Linked DNA regions of Mus musculus: region 2 is linked to region 1. Evidence: chromatin loops called from intact Hi-C (ENCODE). Cell type or tissue: heart. All regions are shown on one strand.

Evidence for each region. Hi-C counts contacts between places; a loop is a spot of excess contacts. Peaks named below come from ENCODE experiments on the same cell type or tissue, not always from the same donor. Only the 100,000 strongest peaks of a DNase experiment are listed, where the experiment ranks them.
Region 2: it touches region 1 in a loop (7-fold over the local background); 12 of 42 quality-filtered maps call a loop at or near these places.

Annotation. Positions count from the first base shown.
Region 1 is chr3:122,781,626-122,786,625 of GRCm38, reverse strand. Pde5a (phosphodiesterase 5A, cGMP-specific) reads right to left here. Exons shown (of 21, transcript NM_153422.2): 7 at 4,992-5,000. Among named protein-coding and RNA genes, the nearest start is that of 4930447N08Rik, 18 kb to the left of the region's middle. In heart, a CTCF peak has its summit at 2,118 (motif pointing right); no DNase peak of the experiment used is centred here.
Region 2 is chr3:122,727,565-122,732,564 of GRCm38, reverse strand. It overlaps Pde5a (phosphodiesterase 5A, cGMP-specific), which reads right to left and starts at 3,407. Exons shown (of 21, transcript NM_153422.2): 1 at 3,198-3,407. The coding sequence starts at 3,319. In heart, CTCF peaks have their summits at 2,091 (motif pointing left) and 3,628; DNase peaks (open chromatin) are centred at 2,444, 2,704 and 3,554; H3K4me3 peaks cover 2,954 bases; H3K27ac peaks cover 2,492 bases.

The sequences.
Region 1 (5,000 bases):
TGAGTTGCAGAAGTTCACAGGAACCTTTGTAGGCTGATGTGAACCCAAGACACGCCTGGGACAGCAGCTACAAGCTACAGGGAAGGGTTTTGAAAATGTACAGGTATTAGGTCCTTTTGAGCCTTAATGAAATTCTATCATTACAGAAGAAGAAATTGAAGCTTCAGAGATCAAAGAAATCACACACTAGCTAGTATACAGCATTACCTGTAGTTAAATACAGTCTGAGTTCTACATTCCTCTGCTTGGTGCCTGTTATCTTTGCAATGGAATTTTTCTCACTTTAAATGTAGTAGGGAATAGGAACTCCACAGGAAGACCAACAGAGTCAACTAATCTGGACCCTTGGGGCTCTCAGAGTCTGAACCACCGACCAAAGAACATCCACAGGCTAGACCTAGGCCTCCCTGCACATGCAGCAGATGTGCAGGTTGGCCTTCATATGGGTCCTGAACAACTGGAGCAAGGGCTGTCCAAAAAGCTGTTGCCTGAATGTGGGATATGTTCTCCTAGTTGGGCTGCCTTGTCTGGCCTCAGTAGGAGAGGAAGCACCTAGCCTCACAGAGACTTGAAGTGCCAGGGTGGGGTGGGGTATCCCCAGGGGTCCCCACCTGCTCAGAGGAGAAGGGGAGAAGGGAATGGGGGAAGGATTGTGGGAGGGGTGACCAGGAGGGGAGCAGAGAAGTGAGCAAGATATAAAGTGAATAAGTAAAAAAATAAAATTTAAAAAAAAAAGAGAGCATAGGAAGTAGTTTTTCTTAAGTTGAACTACATTTGTATTTTTTAATTTAATAATCAATAACAAGTTCTAGCTAGTATATATAGTCCAAGACTAATATGAAGGAGAAAATCTATGTGTTTATCATTTCATAATTAAAAGGCACACTTATTTAAGAAAAATAAATATCACAAGGATGGAATAGCAGGACTAAAATGTCTCCTGAAAATAAAGGGTTAACACAATTCCAACATGAGCTCTGTATCACAGCACAGAAAAAAAAACCTCCCATCACCTGGAAGTGTACCCCACTTCTGGAATCTGGGGTGACAAGCCAACTCTAAAGTCACTACTAACTTCATCTTGCTTACATAACAATTCTAATAAAGATATACAAGGTTCACAGGAATAGTTGTTCACATTTTGATATCTAACATGTGAAAACTGTACTCAATGTTATTTAAGCATATAAAAGAAAATAATCTGAAAACAGCCCTGAATTTTTATCCTTTAATATTGTAGACAGGGTCTCTAGTCCATGTTGCCTTTGCACGTACTGTGGAGCTACACATGACCATGTGACCCTACCTCCTCACCATCTCCATCTCTGCAGTGCCAGGATTACATGTGTGTGCAAGCATACCTGGCTTATGCAGTGTTATCGATCAAACCCAGGGCTATGTGCATGCGTGGCAAGTAGTTTATCAAGCAGGTTGAATCCCTAGGCTCAGAACCCATGACTTTCAATCAATAGAGAAGAGCTTAAAAATAGAAATGATTTATTTAATTGTTAACATAAATTGTACAGCACTTCATCTCATAGATGAGTTCTGAACTCGCAAAATGTTTAGTACTGAGAAATAGAGAGTACTAAATCATTGTACCATTTGTAATCAATTAGAGAAGTATAAGATATAGATGTAATATGTATTATACTTTATACTATATAACAATACAATAAACATTAAGTGTCAATATCAACAACACTTTCTCAAAATGTTAAAGCTGTTAAACACCTTTGATCATTCAGTTGTCATAAAGTTAAGCCAGATAGCTAATATTATTAATAAACCATTTTCAATAATTTTATCTCATGAATAAATGGTCTTTTACTGCATTATTAGAGTAAAGGCTAACTTTGAAATGGTAGGGTAAGAAAAGCCATTGACAATGCATAGTTTCTATTGCCATAATATTAGTTTAAAAATCAGTTAGAATTTGTCTCTTTTAAAATAACCACACTAGCATATTTGTCCCTTATAAAAATATTTTATAAGTTACTTGGAATGGTAGACAATTATAAATGGTAAAGTATCTTTCATTTGGCCTACAGACAGAATTTATCAAAAAGAAACCAAACATTTATAAATCTTTGCTTTTGCTGTTTTAAAATGTATATTTACCAGCAGAGGTCACTATTTCACTAGGTTTGTCCAGCTGTCACTAAATATTAGAAGATATTGGTTGAATTTGTAGTGCAAATCAAAATGTCAATATGAAAATAATTAAACAGATACACGCTGCAGCATGAGTACAAAAGGTTTGCCTACATAACTTGTTTCATACTTTTGACAAGCATCATACCAACTCACTTTGTCCTGTGGAGTAAAGGCAATTATACATAATAGTGGATGCATAGTTACTCATATTTATATAGTAACAAAAGCAACAAAGTTGTTACAGCATCATAGAATCATCATATATATATATATAGCTTTTAAGAGCTGAAAAGTATGATAAATGCTTAACAACTTCTGGTACCTCATCTTGGTGGATTTCTGTTCTTTAGAATGGCAGGTAGGTCAATGGAATAGAATTGAGGACCCAGAAATGAACCCATACACATATTGTCACTTGATCTTTGACAAAGGAGCTAAAACCACCCATTGGGGAAAAAAAGACAGCATTTTTAACAAATGGTGATGGTTCAACTGGCAGTCAGCATATAGAAGAATGCAAATTGACCCATTCTGATCTCCTTGTACCAAGCTCAAGTCCAAGTGGATCAAGGACCTCCACATAAAACCAGAGACACTGAAACTTAAAGAGGAGAAAGTGGGGAAAAGCCTCAAACATATGGGCACAGGGGAAAAATTCCCAAACAGAACAGCAATGGCTTGTGCTGTAAGATCAAGGATCAACAAATGGTACCTCATAAAATTGCAAAGGCAAAGGACACTGTCAATAAGACAAAAAGGCAACCAAGAGATTGGGAAAAGATCTTTACCAGTCTTACATCCGATAGAGGGCTAATATCCAATGTATACAAAGAACTCAAGAAGTTAAACTCCAGAGAACCAAATAACCCTATTAAAAACAGGGCTACAGAGCTAAACAAAGAATTTTCAACTGAGGAATACTAAATGGCTGAAAAGCACCTAAATAAATGTTCAGCATCTTTAGTCGTCAGGGAAATGCAAATCAAAACAACCTGAGATTCTACCTCACACCAGTCAGAATGGCTAAAATCAAAAACTCAGGTGACAGCAGATGCTGGCAAGAATGTGGAGAAAGAGGAACACTCCTCCATTGCTGGTGGAAATGCAAGCTGGTACAATCCCTCTGGAAATCAGTTTGGCGGTTCCTCAGAAAATTGGACATAGTATTACCTGAGGACCCAGCTATATCACTCCTAGGCATATACCCAGAAGATGCTCCAACATGTAATAAGGACACATGCCCCACTATGCTCATAGCAGCCTTATTTATAGTAGTCAGGAGCTGGAAAGAACCCAGATATTCTTCAACAGAGGAATGGATACTGAAAATGTGGTACATTTACACAATGGAGTACTACTCAGCTATTAAAAACGATGAATTCATGAAATTCTTAGGCAAACAGAAAATCTCATCCTGAGTGAGGTAACCCAATCACAAAAGAAAACACATGGTATGTACTCACTGATAAGTGGATACTAGCCCAAAAGCTCCAAATAACCAGGATATAATTCACAGACTACATGAAGCTCAATAAGAAGGAAGACCAAAGTGTGGGTGTTTCGGTCCTTCTTAGGAGAACAAAATACTCAAAGGAGAAAATATGGAGATAAAGTGTAGAGCAGAGACTAAAGGAAAGGCCACCCAGAGACTGTCCCACGTGGGAATTCATACCATATACAGTTACCAAACCCAGACACTATTGTGGATGCCAAAAAGAGCATGCTGAAAGGAGCCTGAAATGGCCCTGCCAGAGCCTTACAAATACAGAGGTGATGTTAGCAGCCAATCATTGGACTGAGCTCGGGGTCCCTAAATAGAGGACTTAGAGAAGGGACTGAAGGAGTTGAAGGGGTTTGCAACACCATGGGAAGAACAACAATATCAACCAACCAGACCTCCTTAAAGATCCCAGGGACTGAGTCATCAACAAAGGAGTACACATGGCTCCAGCTACATATGTAGCAGAGGATGGCCTTGTCAGGCATCAATGGGAGGAAAGGTCCTTGGTCCTATGAAGGCTCAATAGTGCCCCAGTGTAGGGGAATCAAGGGAGGGGAGGTGGGAGTGGGTGGGTTGGTGGATGAACACCCTCATAGAAGCAGGAGGAAGGAGGATGTGATAGGGGGTTTCTGGGAGAAAGGGAAACTAGGAAAGGGGATAACATTTGAAATGTAAATAAAGAAACTATCTAATTTTTTAAAAAGGAAAAAAGAATATCCTAGCATTTGAGAGAACAATAATGTTTTTTGGTATGGTTAAAAAAAAAAATATTAGTAAGAACATTTAGTAGTGTGCCCTAAATCCACTTCACAATCTCCAGAAAGCACTTGCCAGACTGGGATAACTGCGTCTTATCCTCCATCTACAAACACAGCACATACTTTTCAAAATAAATACTATTAATAGAAAAATGAGTACATATTTAAAAACGGTGGAAAAGAGCGGGTACATAGATGTCTAAGATTAGGATGGTAGACCTCCTCCTGTTCCTAGGTAAATTCTCATGGCCGATTCCAACTTGGAATAGTCTTACAGAAAGCTTGCCAGGAAATCTACGATATTTCCAGATATGTAAACAGAAAAAAATGTAACAGAAGAGCAGTATTTGTGGTTCTTAGCTGAACGAGTTCATAAGAACAGAACAAGCCTGTGCTAACCAGAGTTCTGCTATAAGAAATAATTCTCTGTCGATTAACACCAGGGAAGGTATCCTAGGAAATACAATGGCCTTTGCAGGGCAAACAGCCTGTCACCTATACAGCTTACCCCAGACTAACAAAGCACTTCTTAGCAGCGTGCTCTCCTTGTGAGCGAGTCAGGGAGTGTACTTTACCTCGTTAAA
Region 2 (5,000 bases), 54 kb after region 1:
AAAATCACAGGACAACTTAATGAGACCTTATCTCAAAATAACAAATTTTTGAGTGCTGGGTATGATATAGCTCAATTGGCAGAGCCAGTGCCTTGCATACAGAAGGCCATAATTAATTCCCAGTACTGCACCAAAAGGAATAAACACAAAAAGCCAAGAAGAGAATGACAAAGAATCCCATATACAGGACCCAGAGACGTAACTAATTCAGCACAGCTTTGTGGTATGAAATATGTCACACTCCTGTGACAAAGACCTGTACAACTTCTGTTCCTGGACTTTGATCCAACCTGCCATAAAGCCTTTTAAGTCTCTTGTTTCCATTATATGCCAAATATTCTCAGGCTTTGGCCTGGCACAAAACAAAGCAATAAAACCCAACCACCTCACGCCTCCAAAACGAAATGACTTAAAACATCACCCACAATCATCAACCTGACCGGTAACTAATGAAAGGTAATGCTATTCAAATATGCTGTCAAGAATAACAACAGCTAATAAGTGGCTTCGGCACCAAGAAGGTCTTCGCTGTAAATGTCTGCATGTTAAAACCTCCAATTAATGCAGTCCTGGAGGAGTCTAAACTGCTTAGATTGGTGAGGGTGGAGATGTCCACTTGCAATTCACTAGGAAAACGATGTTAATTTTCATGCCAACAGATGATGTTATAACTTGTTCAACTTTCACACTCAAATTCATACAAATGGGCTGTGACGACTGAAAAGCTTCCGTTCATCCCTTTGTTCAATTCCACGCAGAAGGCCCTCAGCCTACATATTCCTAGATTGTTGTTCTTTATGTCAATAACTTTCTGAACTTTCTCCTTTTAAAAATATGAAGGCCTGAATTATTTTAAAGCATTTTACACTTTCATCTTCCAAATTGCACTCTTAACACACACACATACACATACACACACACACACACACGGACATGCACACAGCACACACATAATGTCCTAACTTGAAAAAGTCTTTTGGGGCCTCAGAATATCTAATTTTACAGTTAGCATTGTAATTGAGGCTTTAATTGTATTTTTATTTGTAATTTTAATTTCTACTTGAGAGGGGGAAAAATTAATAGTAAATGTATCAAAGGACTCTTTTTTACTTTCAACTACAATGTTGCTACTCTTTCAAGGTTTTTGGAAGGTTTAACAGTGCCCTAGCCTAGGACCACTCAAAAACCTCCAGTAAGCTATCCATAGTTTGTCTTTAAAGCGGAGAGGGTAAAACAAAGAACGGGTCATTTTTGCTGTATTTTTAGCTTTCAACTGTTAACAACAGCCCATCTAAAGAACATCTCCAAAGCATACTTTAAAACTCAGCCCTGCTCTCTGGCCCCTCCCCATTTTCTGTGCTCTAATTCAAAGGGAGCAGAGGATGGGAGTGTACAGTGAAAGGACACGGGAGACAGAAGGTCTCAAGAGTAACTAGTGACCCCTGGAAACTGGTGGTTCCCAGCAAGATAATTCTAGGTCGAGATGGTCTGTCTTGGTGCTTCGGCTCAAACTTCCTGTAATGTTTTAAAAAGAAACCGCTCTACTTTCTGTGTTATCATCCGATCCCTCTATGCTCAGAATTTGATGGGGAAAGGCTTAATAATGGGGGTGGGAGGTGAAAGGAGGGCTGGGTACTTAGAGTATATCTGGGCTGGAGAGAGCGCTCAGCCATGAAAGGCTAGACTCACAAGCAAAACGCCAAAACTGTCCAGAAGAGGCTCCGTGAGAAAAGAGAGAAAACTGACCCCCATGTAGTATCTCCGTGAAAAAGCAAGGTGAGACAAAGTCATACTGCCCGTCTATCGGGCGGCTTCATCTCCCGCAGGTGTGAGGGGTGCCCCCGCCAGCCGCTAACCCCCGCAGCCCTTCCCCAGACAAAGTGGCCAGCGGGATGTTGAAGGAAGTACCTCGTTTTGTCTCCAAAGGGCAACATAGCAAAGGTGGGGCGCTCGTTTGCGAACTCCTCGGATGGTGGACTCGGGAGACTCTGGGGGCCGACGGAGTTCCGTGAGTGCCCGACCGGCTCCCCTACTGCCCCCGCCGCCTCTTCGCTGCGGGTCGCCGGCTGCGGACCCCGCGTTGCGTCGCCCCCTGGCGGGCAGCGCCCGGCCGAGTGGCGGCCGCGCTCGGGCGAGTCCCCACCGGCTCGTCCACCATCCCCGCCCGGCGAGAGTCGCCCTCCCGGCTCGGGCGGCCAGCACCAGCTGCTCGACGGCCGTTGCCCCAAGGCGCCGGTGGCGGGGCTCCAGCCCCTTCTCCAAAGCAGAGCTGGTTAGTTCAGCCCAGATCGGCGCGCCGGAGGCAAGCGCGCGCGCGGGCTTCACGGCGACTCCTCGAGCTTCGGGGGACCCGCCCGCCACGCACTCCGCTCCACCCTCTCGTCCCTCCGCTCCACTCTCAAGTCTGCGCGAGCCCCGACTGCCCGTGCAGCAGTCGGATCCTAAAGGACAGGCTCCCTTCTCCACGCCCTCCGCAGCGGCCTCCCGGCGTTTGGCTCGAGACCAGGAAGAACTGGCCTCTGGGGTGCTCCGGGTCCCCGGGTCCCCGAGTCCGCCCGGGCCGCCTCCCTCCCGCCCTTTGTGTGCGCGCCGCAAAGCTCCGCGAAAATCCTCCTTGCGGCGACGCAGCCAGAAGAGGGATGACCAGAGGACTATTGGGGGACCAAAGGCGACAGTCCTCACTGGGGGCGACCCGGGCAAGCTGCGGCACCCAGGCTTCCCGGTGGCCTGGTCCAGACCCCCCCGGCTTCCCCGCCCCTCCAGGGTCAGAGCAAGCCGGGCAGGGGAGGAGCACGACCACAGGGACGCGCCCGCAGTGGTGCTTCCGGAGCCGCTGGGAAGGGGCTCTGGCTTGTTTTGGTTTTTGCTAAGCGGGTTTGGGAGGGAAACCGGGAGAGTAGAGGGGAGGGGAGAAGGCCCGGGAGAGTAATCTTGCTCCAGGGCCGGGTGTACGCTTTTGTTTTTAACTTCGTGGGCAAGTCCTTTCTAATCCGACGCCTCGCTTCTCAACTGTGCTCCCTTTAAGTAGAGGACTCCAGTCCGTACTGGGACCGAGAAGCTACTTCCGAAGCAAAGGGCCTGGGAACGGGGATTGTTTAATGTTGGATCGAGGGGAAAATTCAATGGTGGGGGAGAGAGATCAGCCTCAGGTCACGCTTCATGTCCCTGGCTGTGTCCTTTGTGGCTCCTCTTCTTACCTGGTGGCCTTTCTAATAAAGTAAGAGAAGGTAAAGTCCCGGTGATCATCCAGCCACGCTTCCACCCAGTCCGGGTCCCGCTGCTGCTGCGACCGCACGGAGTTGGGGCCCGCTCGTTCCATGGTGCTTGCCGCGCGTCTCTGCGGCTCGGAGGTGCCGGATTTCCACCTCTCTCTCTCAGAGGAGCAGGACAGTGTTCGAGACCCTCCCCTTTTGCCTTTATTCGTCCCTGCAGTGTCTCAGCGAAGCCACAGAGACGCGGGCCGGCCCCGGAGCTCGCTCAGCCCCGCCCCTCCAGGTCCCCGAGGTTCCCAGGTGGCGGGCGTCCTCCTTGGGGTCCCGCGGAAACCGGCTTTCTGCATCTGCCTCGGCGCTGACTGGCGAGCCCTCCGGAAGCCAAGTGGCCAAGGCTAGAAGGACTCCAGACCGCCGCTGGGGTGCGCTGTGGGCCGAGTCAGCTTCCCTCTATGCGCAAAGGTGACAGTGGGTGGATTTGCAATTCCCAACCAACCAACTCTAGGACAGAAAGATCACAGTGAGGACTCATCTACAGTCCAGAAGGCAAGAGGCAGGAGCTTCACTAGAAAGTGTGGGAAAAAGTTAACGTGATTGTTTTTCTTCGTTCTTAGTAGTACAGGGACAGCCCCACCTCACTTTTCTCCTTAAGCAACTCTTGGTGGAGAGGACCCAGAACCTATCTCCCTCACAGCAGCCCTCCCAGTGACTCCGGAAAGCACTCCAACCCTACAAGCTAGGGAGAGACATGAGGAAGAAACCGCTATGACAAACCTGCAGGTACGGGACACAGTGGCTTCCATCAAAACCACATCCGAGCTTAAGGCTAACATCAGTTGTAATCATTGATTCATACACCAAAGACCCTCCTTATGGAAGCGCAAGATTCGGTTAGACATAGGACATAAAAATGACAACCACCTGTCCTTGGCCTGTGAATTTTGAAGCTAAGACTACCTCTACACGATTCTGCTGACTTACGAACCCTAACACTAGCTACCCATGTACAACTGGGAACACCCAGTTAGCCTGATTTAAAATGAACTCATTTGTATTTAACTGGCATCGATACCTCAGAAATAGTATTGCCTTACATTGCTTATTGCTGTGATAAAATTCCATGACCAAAGCAACACATGATAAATTATATTAGATTTTAAAATGACAGTTCTCTCCTGATATGTTACTATGACATTAAATATGCTTAGCGAATAGGGAGTTTCCCCTTGTTGGTGAACCCCACCCCCACCCCATATCTACACATTCCTCCTACCAGGAAGTCACCTGATTTAAAACTGAACTCTGGGATAATAGCTAGAAATTGGGCCTTAACTGTTTGTGCCCGCTCCCTCCAAAGTTCATATTGACACTTCATTCTGGCTGAGTGGTTAAGAGTTCTTCCTTCGGGGGCTGGTGAGATGGCTCAGTGGGTAAGAGCACCCGACTGCTCTTCCGAAGGTCAGGAGTTCAAATCCCAGCAACCACATGGTGGCTCACAACCATCCATAACAAGATCTGACTCCCTCTTCTGGAGTGTCTGAGGACAGCTACAGTGTACTTACATATAATAAATAAATAAATATAAAAAAAAAAAAAAAAGAGTTCTTCCTTCACCCGACCCCCCCCCCAAGCTCCCAGGGACTAAACCACCAACCAAGGAGTACATATGAAGGGACCCATGGCTCCAGCCTCATATGTAGCAGAGGATGGCCTTGTCGGACATCAACGGAAGAAGAGGAGGCCCTTGGTCCTGTAGGCTAGGGCGAGTAGGCAGAAGTGGGTGGGTTG